2 separate regions of the Homo sapiens genome follow, and region 1 is linked to region 2. Evidence: chromatin loops called from intact Hi-C (ENCODE). Cell type or tissue: sigmoid colon. All regions are shown on one strand. Each heading gives the region's core, and the rest is flanking DNA. Links, peaks and the distances in the headings are about the cores only. Region 1 overlaps MTARC1 (mitochondrial amidoxime reducing component 1). Region 2 has its middle 150 kb from the start of HLX-AS1.

What was found. Peaks named below come from ENCODE experiments on the same cell type or tissue, not always from the same donor. Only the 100,000 strongest peaks of a DNase experiment are listed, where the experiment ranks them.
Region 1: it touches region 2 in a loop (5-fold over the local background); 3 of 110 quality-filtered maps call a loop at or near these places.

What each region holds. Positions count from the first base shown.
Region 1 is chr1:220,814,530-220,823,488 of GRCh38, forward strand. MTARC1 (mitochondrial amidoxime reducing component 1) reads left to right here. Exons shown (of 7, transcript NM_022746.4): 7 at 1-5,130. Among named protein-coding and RNA genes, the nearest start is that of LINC01352, 10 kb to the right of the region's middle. RefSeq lists an enhancer at 4,000-4,691. In sigmoid colon, for the core only: no CTCF peak of the experiment used is centred there; DNase peaks (open chromatin) are centred at 3,662, 4,452 and 5,265; H3K27ac peaks cover 742 bases.
Region 2 is chr1:221,025,632-221,034,590 of GRCh38, forward strand. No RefSeq gene overlaps it. Among named protein-coding and RNA genes, the nearest start is that of HLX-AS1, 150 kb to the left of the region's middle. In sigmoid colon, for the core only: no CTCF peak of the experiment used is centred there; a DNase peak (open chromatin) is centred at 4,630; H3K27ac peaks cover 323 bases.

The DNA.
Region 1 (8,959 bases), core at 311-8,310, 210 kb before region 2:
CCAGCCCAGAAAATATAATGGGATCCTGTCGCTACAAAATGTTTTTAAAATGCACTCGGTGTGGTGGTGTGTGCCTGCAGTCCTGGCTATGGCTACTCGGGAGGATGAGGTAGAAGGATTGGTTGAGCCCAGGAGCGGGAGATTGAGGCTGCAGTGAGTTATGATTGCACCACTACACTCCAGCCTGAGTGATAGAGTGAGACCCTATCTCTAAAAAAGAAACAGGAAAAAAAAAGAAAGCTGACTGAGGTGAATGGGCAAAGCCAGTAATTCTGACACCTGACCACAGCTGGGTCTTCTGCATAATGGACCTCCTCACCCACAGCCTCCCAGGCAAGCACCCATGTTTGAAGGACTATCAAGTCAACATGCTTTTTACCAAAAGCTGCACATTTTTCACTTTGATTTTATAAAAGAGGTCAGTAATCGCTGAAATCTAGCTGAGCCCTGAAGTAAAGTTCTGAGCAAAGAGGTGCATGTGCTTGTTTTATGGTTGGTGAATTATTACAGTTTGTTTTCTGCATGCTTGGCATGAGGTGAATAATTACATCAATTTTCCAGAGAACCTGGGCCATCACCTTCCCCAACAAGTCCAGTTGATGTTGAAACTACAGATAGATTGAGACAAAGCGAAGTGTTCAGCAAGTAGCATTACTAATGGGACCGGGGGACCCGTGGGAGAGTGAGTGTACACAGGATTTAGGAAACCATGTGAATATGGGCTCTCTGGGAATAGCCAATAGGTAGGGAGCAATCAGAAACCCAAGGTTTGGTGGCTCTTCCTAGGTATTTATAATTAGTGGCAAGTGAAAGCCTTAGTCCTGAATTTCTAACCACTTGTAAGAACTAACAGCCACTTCTCTGTGCCCCGTCCGGGCAGTAACCATCATTCTCCATGGACAGGCTCTCGGGGTAGCTAGCTCTGCAGGGCAGCACCCACGTGGAAGGGAGCACCCAGAAACCCTCCTCACTGGGCAGACCTGTCCTTCTGTGCCTCACAGTGTGAGGAAGATTCCTGTTTGAAGAGAGAAGTTCCAGTGACCTCTAGAATCTCAGAGTAGTTGCCAAGCTTTCTGTCAGTGAGATTTAAAGGCCATTTACTTGTGTTTATTTTATATTTAATGAGTTGGTTAATGCCAGAGACAAAGCTGATATCCCATTTATTTTGGATACTGAGCATTTGCACACTATTCCACTTGAAATATAGAATCAGGAATGTAGGCCATCCCAGACTTTCAGATCTTACAACAGCAAATGACAGATGTTTGAGATCAGGCCAAAATATCCACCCTCGGTGGGCATCTCCTCTGTGTGGCAACTTATGCTGCAGCCACAGTGGGGAGTCACAAACTCAGAGCTGGAGGTCTTGAAAAGGACAATGTGGGCCAGGCTCCGGAGGGGCTGCCTAAAGGCTTGCTTTTGTGACTCTCCTGCAGAAAATGTTAGAAACTTCCAACCGAAAGACGAGGGCAGCAACTTATACACACGAAGGCAGAAAGAAATTGGGGAAGGGGAGGCTGTTGGAATTCAGGCCGTTGTCCTATAGGGAGAAATACTCCTCCTCTCCTTCTCCCTTTACTGATAACGGGGCATGGTGAGGAGATGAGCTTGTGAGGGTCTGCCAGTTTGGTAAGAGTGCATGGGGAGGTTGGGTAAATTAGACTAGCCAAATGGGACTTCGGGAAACCATTTATGAGGCTGTCACCAACAGTGATGGCAGGCTGAAATTCCAGGCAAGTGCTCCCAGCATTCCAAGAGTGTATCAAATTAAAGCAACCCATGATGGTGGAGAACAGATACATTAAAGTTCCTTGAAAATGACAGAGTGGCTCTCAGACCAGACCTTGATTGTGGGTATAATCGGAGTGTTGCTACCACACCCTAACACTGCATTTCCCGTGTTTTATTGGTCCATGGAATTCTGAAAGTTTGCCTTTCGGGATGCTTCTAAAAACAATTCCATGGACCAGTAAGTTTGGAAAGTCCTGCGTGCCTCACTTCTCTTCAAAGGCAAAAGGCTCTGGAGAGGCCTTCATGAAGACATCTGTGTTTAATGCTGCCCTTCCCAAAGGTCTGTTTTTGACTGTCTTTTGAGAAATGATCCTCTGATCTCTAGGCAGAATGCCAGTGAGCCAAGGAATCCCAGTTAGCAGGAGGGGTGCACTCATGGGAAGACTGAAGAAGTTAAAAGTTCCCGCCAAGTGAAGGAGACCTATCTTGGGACACTTCCCCTTGTCCTCTCCCTTGCCCCTCTTGCTGGAGTAAAAGGATGGAACTGGGACTTGATAGGTTAAAGGAGGTGTGGAGAAGTGTCTTAGACCAGCTCTCCTGTTGTGGGCCTTAGGGAGAAGCACTCTCTTTCTTCGGGATCATTTTCCAAACATGCATTTTTGGATGGATAGGGTGGATCAGGGTGAGGGAAGGGAAACCAAACTCTCTCTAACCTTGCCCTTACAGCAATACCTGTGATGTAAGTTACAAAACCACCTGTGATGAAAGTGCTCCAGGATGCTTCATGCACCAGGGAGGGGTGCCCTGTTTCTCTTCTGCTAGCTTCTCCTTTCTTTTTTTTTTTTCTTCTTTTTTTTGAGACAGTGTCTCACTCTGTTGCCAGGCTGGAGTGCAGTGGTGAGATCTCAGCTCACTGCAGCCTCTGCCTCCCAGGTTCAAGCAATTCTTCTGCCTCAGCCTCCCGAGTAGCTGGTGTGTCTGGAGTTGGTTCCTTCTGGTGGGTTCTTGGTCTCGCTGACTTCAAGAATGAAGCCACAGACCTTCGCAGTGAGTGTTACAGCTCTTAAAGGTGGCACGGACCCAAAGTGAGCAGTAGCAAGATTTATTGTGGAGAGCGAAAGAACAAAGCTTCGGAAGGGGACCCAAATGGGCTGCTGCTGCTGGCTGGGGTGGCCACCTTTTATTCCCTTATTTGTCCCTGCCCATGTCCTGCTGATTGCTCCATTTTACAGAGTGCTGATTGGTCCATTTTACAGAGTGCTGATTGGTGCATTTACAATCCTTTAGCTAGACACAGAGTGCCGATTGGTGAGTTTTTACAGTGCTGATTGGTGCATTTACAATCCTTTAGCTAGACACAGAACACTGACTGGTGCATTTATAATCCTCTAGCTAGAAAGAAAAGTTCTCCAAGTCCCCACTAGACCCAGGAAGTCCAGCTGGCTTCACCTCTCACTGGGACTACAGGTGCACACCACCACACCCAGCTAATTTTTGTATTTTTAGTAGAGACGGGGTTTCACCATGTTGTTCAGGATGGTCTCGAACTCTTGATCTCGTGATCTGCCCGCCTCGGCCTCCCAAAGTGCTGGGATTACAGTTGTGAGCCACCACGCCCGGCCCTAGCTTTTCCTTTCTGTTGCAAGTCCTCTCAACTAGTGTTGCCTTCCACCCTACAAAGCAGAATTACCTCAGAAGTCCTATGGCCCTGACTCTATCTATGTCTGCACAAAGCACTACTGTGCTTTGCTGTCTGCAAGAACAGAGATTGTTTGCTTCAACCACTTTCTCTGAATGGATGAATGAGTTATGATGATATCTAAAGTTACCCAATTTCAAGCAAGAGGAAGAATCTGGCTCGGTACCACAGATGTTCTTGGAATTGGGATAGTAAAAAAGTCCCTGAGGCATCCCTTGGTCTGCTCTGACCACACTCTCTTCACAGGAAGAGGCTTGGGCCACAGCTCTGACTATAACTCTGCTCTTCCTCCAAACACAGCTGAGGAATTGGGTGGTGGGGCACCTGCTCCCATGCTCTGTGGCCTGGCTCAGAGAGAAGAGTTGCCTTAATTACATTATTATTCTTCCTGGACAGGCTGTAGGTTGTGTAAAGTAACAAAAAGGACTGAGAAGTGACTTCCCATTCAGCCTCTTCCAAGGCCATTTTTGATAGGCAGGTCAAATTCACTCACATTTGGTTATTTGTTGGCCAGTCTAGTGCATTCACCCTTGCTGGTCCTCAGTCATGCTCCTTTACCTTTACAGAGCATCCTAGACTGCTCTTCCTCTTACCTTCCTTGTGAAACCCACAACCCCTAGTCCCTCCCCTTCCCTGGCATTTGTTATGCCCTCTACCAATCCCTGACCTGGTATTGGTCAGTCTCCAATCCTGGTGGATCCCTGTGGGAACTAAGTTAAGTCTAACTTTTGTCTCCCTCTTTAGAATTTACTGGGAGTACTGTAAATAAACTATTGTTGTTATAATTATTTCTGATTAACATTTTTACACCTAACAAAGTCTCAGAGAGATTGAATTTACTGGGTTGAAGGGAGGAGCACCTTCCACATGACCTGCCCAGCAATTAAAGCCGCTTGTTAGTCCGAGGCCCAGGACGGCCGAGGACAGCTGGAGAGCTCTTCGTTGCAGGCAGCTCTGGTTAACATCAACCGGGAAAGCTCTTTGTAAACACATGAATAATTGATCGTCCAGCGCTCACATAGCTACCGCGGATCTGAGCCCGTATGACTCATTTGCGAGCCATTCCTGTCGTCTGGATGCCATAACATTGGAGGAATGATGATCGTTTCTTGGAGGTTCTTCTGTGGCCAGAGTTGCCAAGACCAAGGCTGTAATGGTTTGTTATGATGACCTTTGTTATTCCATTAGGCTCAATTGCTTTAAAAAATGATGTGTGCATACTTTAGGAACGTTTTTACCCTTTATGTTGACCTGACATCATAGTTTATATTATAAAATGTATTAATGACAGAAGAGTGTTTTCATGTCCCAAGGACAAATTTTAACAACCATAATCTGCCCTCAGTCATCATAAATATAAATGTATTGGTCAAACAGATCTCGTTAATGTGGCCAAGATAAATGCAAGTCTATATTTTAAGGCAGTCGAAGTCCTAGAGAATATATCTGGAGCTTTTGTGGGGCTAAGAGATCTTGTATATATGCTATCAAAAGGCTGAGAAAATTAACATGTTCCCCCCTCTGATTTTGCATTGGACAGATATAAATGTCTTGGGGATGTCAAGTAAGATTGTTCACATAGTTTCTGGACACCATTAATGCCTGATGGGGTGAATCTTAGTTCTTAAAGCTATATTCTGCTCATTATGCTCACAGGGCTTTTGAAAAGAGAACAAAATAAAGATTTCAAGTCTTAGCAATGTGCTGCCCAGCCAACATTTTTCTGAGTTATACTGTGTCTTAAATTTCTAATTATATCATTCTCCCCATTCCCCAATAGCTTGTTTCCTGTGGGACGAGCCCCTTTTCCACAGATGTGGGTCTGACATTTGCATCATTCCAGTTGGCAAGCCACATGTTGGTAGACAGTGTTCTGGGCATGATCTGGAGGACAGGATGAGTGCTTTGTTTTCTCTTTGTTATGCCATACTCAGCAGCTTTGGTCATTATTTGTAGTGTCCACATTAAGCTTCTTAGGGAGAAAACAAATCCTTGTTGAAGAAACATTTTTTAATAGTGCTATTATTTTGAACCATGAAAATGCATTTAAAGCAGTAATGTCTCAAATGCTACTGTCAGAGCAGACTCTTTACAGGAATGAGTTCATTTCCCCCAGATATGGTAAAAAAAAAACAACAAAAAACAAACAAACAAACAAAAATGGTGCCATAATTAGCCTCTCCAAGGATTATGGTCACCTGGCAATGAATGAAGAGCACTTCATTTAAAACCATTTACCCTTTTTCCCTTTGAAGAATCTTCTAAAGCGATTTTCCCTTCTGAATCTGCTGTCGTTTTTGGCAACACCAAGTATTGGGCTTTAGGAATGAGTTTTGCCTGGATAAATTTTCTGGGACTGGGGACTGGATTATTTTCTAAATTTGTGCTGTGATCATCTCCTGTGTTGTTTGAACTTCTTGAGCAATTTAAAAAGTGAGGTACACGCACCCATTTTCATAGCAGCGTTATTTACAATAGTAAAAGAAAAAAAAATGGAAATAGCCCATGTCCACTGACAGATGAATGGATAAACAAAATGTAGCCTATACATACAATGGAATATTATTCAGCCTTGAAAAGGAAAGAAATTCTGACACATGCTATAACATGGATGAACCCTGAGGACATTATGCTAAGTGAAATAAGCCAGTCATATAAGGACAAATACTATATGATTCCATTAATATAAGGTACTTAGAGCAGTCACACTGTTCTAGACATAAAATAGAAACAGAAAGTAGAATGCTAGTTGCCAGTGGATGGGGGAATGGAGAATGAGGAGTAGTTGTTTCATGGGTATAGTGTTTCAGTTTTGCAAGATGAAAAGAATTCCAGAGATTGGTTGCAAAACAAAGTGAACGTGCTTAATACTCCTGAACTGTACACTTAAAAAAAAATGGTTATGGTGGCCAAGGCAAGAGGATCACTTGAGGCCAGGAGTTCAAGACCAGCCTGGGCAACATAGTGAGACCCTATGTCTACAAAAAATGAAAGTATTAGCCAGGCATGGTGGCGCATGCCTTTAGCCCTAGCTACTTGGAAGGTTGAGGTGGGTGGATAGCTTGAGCCAAGGAGTTCACAGTTACAGCGAGCTATGATCACACCACTGCACTCCAGCCTGGGTGGTAGAGTGAGGCCCTGTCTTTAAAAGAATAAAAAAGGAGGTTATGGTGGTACATTTTATGTTACATATATTTTACCACAATTAAAAAATAACTTAAAATGGTACAACACTTCAGAGACTTGGAGTTGCGTTAATCCCAACTCTAAAGTCCCTTCCTGGAAAGGCATCCTAGGCTACTGCTGCTGAAAGAACACCGATCCCACGCAGCCCATTCAGAACTCTTCTTGCTGACACCAAAAAGAATAAGAAATTGCAATGTAATGTTTTTGAACTTGAGAGTGAGATGATTTAACTTCAGATTTTAATTTCTCATTTTGCCTTTTTTGGCCCTTAACTTGGAATTTAATTTTGGACTTCAGACTCCTTGGTAATTTGGTGTTAGAGGGGTTTATGTTCAAATCTAGAGCATCTTATTGTCATTTTATTGTTGAGGTACCTTTGTGATATCACTTGATTTTGCTGCACAGTCTCTGATAGGTTCTGTTGGGCAGTGTGATGTCTGGACATAATTTGAGATGGAAAATAGAAAAGGATCGACAATTTTTATCTTGACTACAGAAAGGCCTTGAAGAACACAATGTACTGTACTGGCCCATCTCAGAACCTTATGGGGCAAAAACACACAGTACCTTTCTAGAAAGATCTACATGGAAGTGACACTGGAGATGGGGGTAGGAGTTTATTCCCTCTCTGAAGATGCTATCCCTATAATATATATACCTATATATGACTGGGTATAATGTGTAAGCACAATGGGCTCAAAGAACAAAAAATTGAGGAATTTGGGGATACAGATAACTTAGCTACAATAAATGTGTTATAATCACACTCATCCCTCGTATGTCCAAATGAAGAGACATTCCTTAGTCTTGGCCCCTCTCTGCCTCCTCACACTCTCTTGTTTGGGGGAGATCTGATTGGTAAATTTGGAAGCAGTGAGTTTGAGCTCTGCTCTTTCTCCTTCTCTTTTCTACTTGGGCTCTTGCTGCCTTCAAGGTGCTAGGACCCTGGTCCCTTTGGTCCAAGTGGTGATTTTGGCAGAAAAGACCCTTCCCTAGTTGGGAGATACCTGTAGTTCTCCAGTTTTGTGCAAGGCTGGGGAGATAAATTCAATATTGGGATTCAGTATTATTGATAAAACCTAGGCTGGAGGATGTAGTTTAGGAATACAAAAGCAATGGAATTTCTATCAGAAAAAAAGCAGATATTTTGATCTCAAAACAAAACAAAACAAAACTAAAACCTGCAAACAAAACCCAGTGTACCTTGCATTTGTAAAGTGCCATGAAACCTGCAGTGCACCTTCATCCACTCTATATGATTAGATCTTGCTGATGACCCAGTGAGGTAGGATAGATGTGAAAGTCTTTTGTAAGCTGCTTACGTATCATCATTCTTCTTCTGAATGCATAACGCATGTCACTGAGCTTTGGGGAGGTTAACTAACTTGTCCACATTATAGGTGATGGGCTAGAGTTAGAACTCAAGGCTTGTGCCTTCTGGCAATGCTACAAAATAAGTTGGCAAGAATGAATTCAAAGTGTGGTAGTACCTTCATCCGGAAACTGGTTTGATCCTACAATCTTGTTTTAAAACAATTGCTTATGACTTACTGAAAGGACCTTTAAGACTGGTGTGTGTATTTGTATCACCTGTGAACCATGGGTAGATTCCTGTGTCAGATTCTCAGATATCCTGATTTAGTAGTTCTGCAATGGAACCTAGAAATTCTCATTTTTATAAAGACTCCAAGCTCTTCAAAACTTTTACTTGATTTTCTGTAGACCAAGTTTCCATCACTCCTACTCACCCCACATTAATGTTGACATTCTTCTTAGTGGTATGTAAAGAAATACTGGAGGAACAAATTCTGGCTTTCTGAGAAAAATGGAACCCATTAGACTACTTCATGGTTAAGCATGGATGTGCTCATTTTGAGTGATGGGGTCACACTGATCCAAACACACCTCCCCCAGCCCTCAGGGGACCACAGCCCCACTTTTGGATGCAGCAGAGGATCGTGTATGCCCTGAAAGGGAGTGAAGCTCTGAAGGCACCAAACCCACAACCTGAGCCTCCACGCAACAAAGTCAATGACCACATCATTAACGAATCCTGAATTTGTCAGCCAAGCAGAGGCAATGCTTGGGGCTTAACGATTGTCCACATATCATGTAACAAATGACCGTGTGTGCATGCATGTGTGGGGGAGTAAATGAGAAAGCATGTTTTGTAAGAAAATTTAATTTCCTTATAACAACCAACCAGTTTCTTTTAGTGAATCAACAGATAAGGGGGTCCCAAATACAGCATTAACGATTTTAAAAGCATGAGTGCCAATGGTATTTTCTTTCTTTTTCTTTCTCTTTCTTTCTTTTTCTCTTTCTCTCTCTCTGTCTCTCTCT
Region 2 (8,959 bases), core at 578-8,577:
GGTCAAACGCACAATTGGGAAATGACCACGGTTTCATTCATTTAGAACGGAAAATGTTTCTTGAAATCATTAGTAAACTTCCCCGTGATGAAATTCCCAAGCATGCTCTTACAACTTTTCATTTCCTTGAGCACTACACATACTTCCCTGAGAATAAGGATGTGGGGAGGTTGAGTTTCCCTGGAGGATTTAGCAAGACTGACTTTCTCTATATATTGGTTCTTGGTACTCTGTAGACGAGTCTCTCAGGAATGCCTAGGCTTCCTTTTGAAGCAGGAAATGCTTATTTCTTGGGGTAATAAATCTGCATTTGGTATTAAAATTAGCTCCTTTTGGGACTTGGTGGAGGTGCTGAGCCGGGTACACATTTTAGCTGAGTCCTTGGGTTGCTCTGAGCAGTCTCTGGGACAAGGTGGCTGCAATAGCATCAAAAAACCCTTTGTTGATGGAAAAACAGAGTCCCAGGGGAGCTCACTGAGTTGTGAGTCACTGTTTGGGACTAGGCCAGGGGGAAGCTCATCACCTCATCTCCTGGACCTTGGTTTCAGGTACCTACTGGACCAAGGCAGCCAGAGCTTGTGGAACTGTCGTCAGAACCCACAGAGCCCAACTGGAGCTCAGCCAGTTGGAACTGTCTCACCCAGAAGCGGGTGAGACAGCTGTCACGTAGTTACTCCTGAGTAGGTAGTAGTTTCCTGCTACTTTCCAATTTTTATGGCCAGCAGAGAGTGAGTGAGGAAATGGCCTGACATGAGATACAAAGTCTAGGTGGGTTTGTATCAGGGGAAGTAAGTGGGAGGAGATAGACCTGGGACCCTTAAAAGCAGGAAGTATGGCAGAATAAAGACTTGAAGGAAGAAATCAGGTCATAGCCCTCCTGATGAATACTTTCCAAATGCTCTGTACTGTCCTTAGAACCAACTCCAGACATTCTGTCCTGGCTTATTACACGCTATGGGATTTGCACCCTTCCTGATTTCCCTTGCCCACACCTCCATTGGGTCAAAGCTCATTGTCTTCTCAGGGGCTTTCTACAGCCTTTCCCATGAATTCGAATGTTGCCCATTGAATCCCACACAGCTGCCTCCTTCCTGCAAGTCTCATCTGAGCGTCACGGTTAGTTCCTTCCCTGATTCTCCTATCCTAATGTGAAATAGCCACCCAGTCTCTCACACCTTGTTTAACTTCTCCACGTAGCTGTTATCACCATTCGATATTTCTCTTCTTGATCAAGAAGATCAAGATCTGAAGATTGTTTTCTGCCTCGCCCAACAGAATGTGGAATAGGGCCCCATTTTATCCCGAGCGCCTAATAGTGCCTGGCAAATAGTATGTGCCCCAAAATTATTTTCTGGATGGATGAATGAAAGGTGTAGTGGAACAGTAACGGGTTTGGGTTCATTCATCCATTTATTCACCTAAAAATCCATCCAAGTGTTTGATCCTATCTCAGCTCCAGGTTAGCTTTGATACTTTGGGTAGGTTATCTAGCCAACATAGACCCTGGCTTTCTCCTATGTTAAAGGAGCGTAAGAAGTCCTACTTTGCATAGTTACTAATTGCTATAAGAACAGAATGAGATGGCACATCTAAGTTTTTGATGAGAGAATGGTGCATAGCACTATTGGAGCGTGTGACACAAAATAGATTGTCTTATTACTGTACACCCAACTCCTACTTTTAATAGGTGAATGAACTAATGTTCCTTTTTTAATTTACCTCGACCAATACCAATTAAAATAGAGTAGTTCATTCGCTCTTCCCTGTCTGGTTGCTTTATTGAGTTCAGAGAGAGAACACAAAATTTCCCATGGGAAAAGGGAACATGACAGACAGAAATAGTGATCTAGTGTTGGGGGAAATGAAGGCCTGGGAGTGTGGGGAGATTCTGCATTGTTGCATGTCAGTGAAGAGATGCTAGGGTGTATTAAAGTGTTTTAGAGGAGAGAATTGTTGAAGCCCCAGTTTTGCTTGCTTGGTGATATGGTTTGGATATTTGTTCCTTCCAAACCTCATATTGAAATTTGATCCCCCAATGTTGGGGATGGGACTTTGTGGGAGGTGTTTGGATTGTGGGGGCTGATCTCTCATGAAGGGCTTGGTGTCATTCTTGAGGAAGTGAGTGAGCTCTCACTCTTAGTTCCCGGAAAAACTGGTTGTTGAAAAGAGCCTGGCACCTCCTCCTCTCTATCTCGCCTCCTGCTTCTTACCACATGACGCCTGCTCCCCTTTGCCTTCCACCATGAGTGGAAGCTTCCTGGGGCCCTCACTGTGCTTTTTGTACAGCCTGCAGAACGATGATCCCAAATAAACCTCTATTCTTTATAAATTACTCAGCCTTGGGTATTCGTTTACAGCAACACAAACAGACTGAGACACCTGGGGAATATATCCTTGGCACTTTATGCTGTGGTGGCAGTATTCTGTTGCCAGAAAGCTCCTGGCCTTGTTGCTGGGAGGTGGAGTAGAATGGCTCTACAGAGCGTGGCTCTTGTGCTAGACTGCCTGGTTTTGAACTGGGCTCTGTTATTAATACTTACTAGCTGTGTGACCTTGGACAACATATTTAACATCTTTGTGCCCCATTTTTCTTACCTATAAAATGAAAAAAATAAAAATAGTCTTGACCTTCATAGGGTTATTATGAAGATTGTACATGTGTCAGATGGAAGGGGCTTAGGACAGTGCCCAGGGCACATGAAATGTTATATTAGTTGGAATGTGTACTAGCTATTACACTAGCAGTGTTCTTTTATCCTTGTTTTTTGGTATATAAAATAATGCCAATAATATATGCTGTATAGGATTGTTGTAGAGAGTAGATAACAACTGTAATATTGGTGAAAAAGTGACTGGTCCATAGTAGGCACTATTATGTCCCCATGTGTTAGTATTCATTCTGGTTTTGCTTTCCCTTCTCTCTTCCTGTAATTTTTAGAATTAGTGTAAGATGTGTTAAAAGGTAGTTAGTGCTTAGGGATGGAAACCACAGTCCTGTCTCAGGCTCAAAACTAAATAGGCTGAGCCCTTACTATTTGTAGAGAGAGACTCTTCAAAGAAACACCCATTTGTCTTAGCTCAGTTAAGGAAGTCAATCTCTTCTCTCCACTGTAAGTGGCCCATTAACCTACCTGGAGAGTCAAACAACCTGGACTCCAGTCTGGAGTTTTCCACTGAGATATTCCAACCTCTCCATGTCTCGATATTCTCATCTGCCAAGGAGGGGTGAAAACACAGGTGCTACATACCTCATGAGGTTATCAATAAAGTCAGATATGCCTATCTTGGACTCAGTTAAAGGACTCTAAAATAGGATGGTGATATCAGACTATGCAGTAAGGTGGGACTATATAGCTGATGTCCCAGTAAGAGCAATATGTTCATTGTTTCCCCTCTGCTAGGAATATCATGAATTTTCTCTTAAGACTCCCCCGAACATGTACATGCACACACACTTTCCCAGATTATTGTCATTACCACTAGTCATTGCAAATGGGTGAACAAGTCTATATTTGGTGGAAGAAGACATGTGCTTATTGCAGACTCCCCCTACCTAATTGTGTCCAGTTACTCACCCATCCACTGTGGGTGGAGTAGAGGCAGGGGCCTCCCTTCACATGTGTGGAGTGTAACGCTGTGGTGGAACAAGCCAGGTAGCCATCCACTGTGTATCAGTACTGTTTCATCACCTTGAAATAAAACACTCTTACTTCTGGGATGCATGGAAAAGCTTTACTTTTCCTTATTTTGTTTTGTTGAACTTAGAAGGAAGGAGTGTCTAACAAATTTTGGTCTGCTCTTTATGTTCTCTCTGGAAACTTCAGAAGCAACTGGAATTTTCTCGGCAACTTCACAGGACAAAACTGGTCACCATTTGAATAGTGGATTTCATAATGAACAAGAACTGAAAAGTAATCTTAAGGAGGTTATTTTATTTTTGCTGAAGTTAGTTAGAAGGGAATAAAGATGACAGATTTAAGGAACATGAAAAAAAAGTATTGAGTAAGGGCAACTATTCTGTGCCATAAAGCCAGAAGGAAAAGCATGCTCTTGGCTTAGATGTCCAACATCTATCCTCAATGAAATATGAAACCCTTCAAACCCCTAAACCCAGGAGTGGTCGGTTCTTAAAGGACTGTGACTGGGTGTATGGGTGTAGGCCTTCCTGGACCCTCTCTGCTCTCTCTTCCTTCTACACACTGTTTATGTGTTTGTTGGCCTGAGATCAGTTCTCCCACTTAACCTTTCCTTGCCCCACAGCCATGGTAGTTTTTACATGGGAACACGCACCCTCTGTTTCTCTGCAGAATCTTGTATCCTCTCAGGGAAAGTCGTGTGGTGGGCTAGTGGTGAAGTGAGAGGGAGCTATGTACACACAGGGCCCAGCTGAAAATGACTTTAGCACAGAGTTTACTTAATACATCCTCCAAATTGTATTTTGAAGCCTCTGTTAACAAGAAAGCACTCTCTTTTTGAGCAGCAGGAGTGTTTTATAAATGGAATTTGCAGACCGGCAATGCTCCCATTAATTTTCCCTGTCTACAATTACTATCATTACATTCTTAAAGCACTTTTAAAATAAACTACACCATGATGTAATGTGCACACTGAGCTCCACTGAGCAGGACAACGGGGCAGCAGCATCTGGACTCTGGGCTGCTATCTTCTAGGGAACATCTTGATGGCTATAATTACTGTCATGTTATGGGAACTTAAAAAAAAAAGGCGCCAGAGTTCCAAATAAAACATAAAATGGCTTTGATATAATAAATGTTACTATCATTGTTTAAAAATGTTGTGACCCGTCTGCTACAGTTTCTGAGAAAGATATTTTCCAGCACTCGATATTTTCTCCTCTCTCCCTCTTTCATATTCTATTAATGCAGATAAGGATGAAGAAAATCCTTAGGAGAGACTTGTTTTAAATCAATGTAATACAATGCCAGCATTGTCTCTCTTCAAGTTGAACTTTCAAATTAAATTTGGCATGAGTTTTACCAGAACTCCAAACAGCTTTGCTCCAGAGACACTGTATCTGCCCTATTAGGGAGAATTAATAATTCAAATGTTATGGTTGTGGTTAATTGCACTCATTAGGATAAGACAAGGACTGGAACATTTTTCTGTAGGACATACCCACATCCATTGCACCCCTGGCCAAGGCATTCAGAACAGTTTGGGCATTTTCAAAGGAATCATAATGACACAAAATGCACACATGGTGTAAATGTTGTCATCCTATGGGATCCAGTTTTGGAAGGGCCTGTAATGAATTTGGACCCAGGTATTGGATCAATTTCTGTATAAAGTTATGAAGAATCACTTATATATGGAAAAAGTCATCTGTTGTGGGTACTGACCCTGATTGTATTCACTCAGTTTCCTAAGAACGTTTTATTATATGGAATTCATTCAACCTTGTGAAATCTAAGTTATTGTTTCATAATGGGTAGTGGCAACTTTAAGGAAGACAGCACATCTTATTTAGGCAATTGGTTAGCTTTGACAACAGCGGGTGCATAGACCACAAATGGAGTAAACTGTTCTGTTGATCTTTTTTTCTGCTAGTTTGCTGATAACATATTTCAGTTTGAAATATGATTGGACCTTTTGATGTAAGAGTTGGGACTTAACCAGGGAAAAATTTATATAACCTGATCTGGATTTCATCATATTCAGTGAGTTTGTGAAAGGACATTTTTTTTTTTTACATGTGTCACATCGATTGACTATCTCTCCAAGCTCTCCTGGGTAGTGACTTATTTTTATTTCATTTGGTGTCATGTTTTCCTTTCTCTGTATGTCCTCTCTATGGCTGATGAGCAGTAAGTTAGGCCACGGAGTTTAGGGGAACAATGGTTCAATCTCCAGGTAAGTTTCTTCAGTCTCACTCTATACAGTCAGCACTGGCCAGCTCCCTAGACAAAGTGTATGAGATCATCCCAAGTCAAACCATGGGGGTACTGTGGTTGACCCCGGTAAGCCATCCCACTTCTGCAAAAACCAATCCAAGCAGAGGCTGTACTGATAACAAATATGTTACACCTTCTTTGGGTGTAGACCAGAGTGCATTTTTAATGTCTGTGTTTCTAAGCCTGCTGTCCAGAAGATCTTCTATTCATGACACTTTCCAAGATCTGTTCTTTCTCAGAAACTGGATTTAGTTATTGCACTCTACAATAATGTTAGGCTGGAGAAAAATTGTAGATTTGTTTGCAAGGAATGTGGTGTCAATCGATTGAGGGCAATTTGCATGCAATCCTAAAGTTTAAGTCAGGTTTTAATTTTGATTTGGTGATACATCTTTGAAAATGCTCAATTTTTACTTTGTCTGATAAGTATGCTTCTGTCCTTTGAAAAGTAACTCCATCTTTGTATGAGTCATTCTACCCTTTTATTGTTTTCAGTGTGACTCCTAAGTACTGGACACTCAGTAAGGACTTATTGATGGTTATAATGTTTCATAGAATATTTGCATAAATGATCTTTGTAGAAAACAAATTGAACTTTTCCATTGAAACAATATTATGTCATATTAGCATTAAGAGGCACTTCATAAAAAAATTTTAGTTAACACTAACTGAGCATCCAATCTACTTTCTGTTTGTTGAAGCATTTATGGTTCCTACTCAAGACAAGAAAAATAACAAGGAAAGAAATAACTCTGAATACAGAACATTTTATTACAAAAATAAAAAAATGAGAGCATATCTGTTAGCTCTTGCCAACTTTTGAAGTATGGATTCTATTTGTCTTTATTACAGTGTATTCCCATAGTGACTTTTCCCTATTTATTAATTTTTGAATGTTACTATAAAACAGAGATATGTGCCTACTGGAAATAGTCAAAGCTATTTCAAGAAACTTTACAAATGAGAAAAATATACCAACACATCTTTGAACTATTCTGTCAATAAATTAGGAGCTATGCAATTATTTTATATCTCCTTATAGTTCTTTTTGAAAAAAAGTCATATGCATTATCACAATAAAATGTCCTGTTAAAACTATAATAATTGTGATGACTCATAGATACGTGATTCTTCTTATTAAGAAAAAAAGGACAGGAAATCCAATATAAATGAGCTGTTTTCCTCAGTAGTGTAATAAAACTTGGATACTGGTATATGAATTTTTGATTATATCATCCACTGATAATCTCTGGCTCATTTCCTCCCAGTGAAGAATCAGTCTCCTTCCTCCCTGCACCAGCCCCCTTTGGCCACTAACATTTTAGCAACCCTACTCCCTCAGATGGGGAGGAGGCCTCCCAGTCACAGCCACCACAGTACAATATATTTTAAGGGCTGTAAATTTTCACCGTCAGATTTGAGCCAAGGGTGTTAAGCTCCAGAAGATACACATCTGCTTCCTACTCAGATGGTCTTTGTTGTGCTTCTTGGTAGAGGGAGAGTTGTAATGCCACAAGAATAAATCCCAAATGGGGTGTGTGTTTGCAGGGGGGTGGTAAATTATGGTGTTTTCAAAAGAAGTGCTCATGACTGCAAATATATCTAGCCTCAATTCTGCTCTTAAATTCTCTGTTTCTTTTCAGAGTTACATGATAATATTTTATTGCTCTTTAATGAACAGAGTGAGTCACTATTAAATTTCAAAAGTGAAAAATTATTTTGTAACCTGAGTCACAACCCCTGAATGTATCTCGTTTCTAAGTTTGGATTTCCAAATGTCAGGTTTTTCTAAATAGGATCACATGAATACAGGACCAGAATATAAAAGAAATGTCTAAGCAACTACTTGGGAAGGGTGGCTATAGTCCATGCCAATATATCCAGCTCATGAGTGTTTATTAAACACCCACAAGTTTGATCAAAGAATACTTAGTGTTAGATGTATCTTAATGTTCTCACTACTCTCATACCTTGTTAACCAAGAGGGAAAGATGATAGACCAATTTCAAACCTAGCAGAAATGTGAACAGATAAATATAGTAAATCCTCAATTTACAAATGAGCTTTGTTCCAAATTGTTTGTAACTGGTTCATCTGGAACTGTCCTTGCATTTTCCCATAGAGACAAAATTATAAATGGTAGTTAGGTTTCCTAGCCAGCCCAGAGAATATACTTAAGCCCTATGCAGCTGAACACTAGCATTAGAGAACTTGATCGCCAAGTTTCTGTGGAAATATGCATTTATTTATTTACTCAAATATGACTTGAGTGTTCACCTGATTGGAATACAGAGACACCCTTAGCCTCTGATGATGGGGCATCATGGTCTAATCAGGCAGTGATTGCCCATTCCTTAGTGTCTGGGTGGAAGATAACATAGTGTGTTACTTGGATACATAGGACAGTAAGCTGGAGGTGGAGGGGGTCAGGCAGGACTCTCAGAGGATGCCTGAGATGATTTTGTTTTGCTGGGAGAGAAGGATGGAATCAAGAATGGAAGTTGCTTTGGGTATGGGGAGGGGCAGGAGCATGAAAGCTTAAAATAGCTTAGCCCATTAAGGGCAAGTGGGGAGGTTGATTATCAGATAAGTGAGGGCTAGACTAATATGGATTGCCACATATGGGTTTGTATGTTCCATTTGAAGATGGGATTTCAAGTAGAAGACTGATACGATCATATTTACACTTCAAAACTTCATTTGGTCTCTGTATTAATACTGGATAGAAGAAGCCACCAGCACTGGATAAAAGAAAGCCTCAGAGCCTGCTGGAATTATCTGAGGGAAAATTGATGAGGCACTAGGGCAGGGTAGATGGGGAAGGAGAAGAAGAGATGGTTTACTGGTAGTAGGGTGTTCAATTTGACAGCACCTGAAACAGACTGGATTTTGGTGAAGGAGAACACTGGATGAATAGAAATAGCAATGCTGTACACACATGCACACACGAGGAAATGATGGGAGACAGATTTGGGAGGAGGAGGAGCTCAGTTACAGATGTGTATTTGGGTCATGACTCCACTCAGAGGGTTGGGGATGAGAGCTGG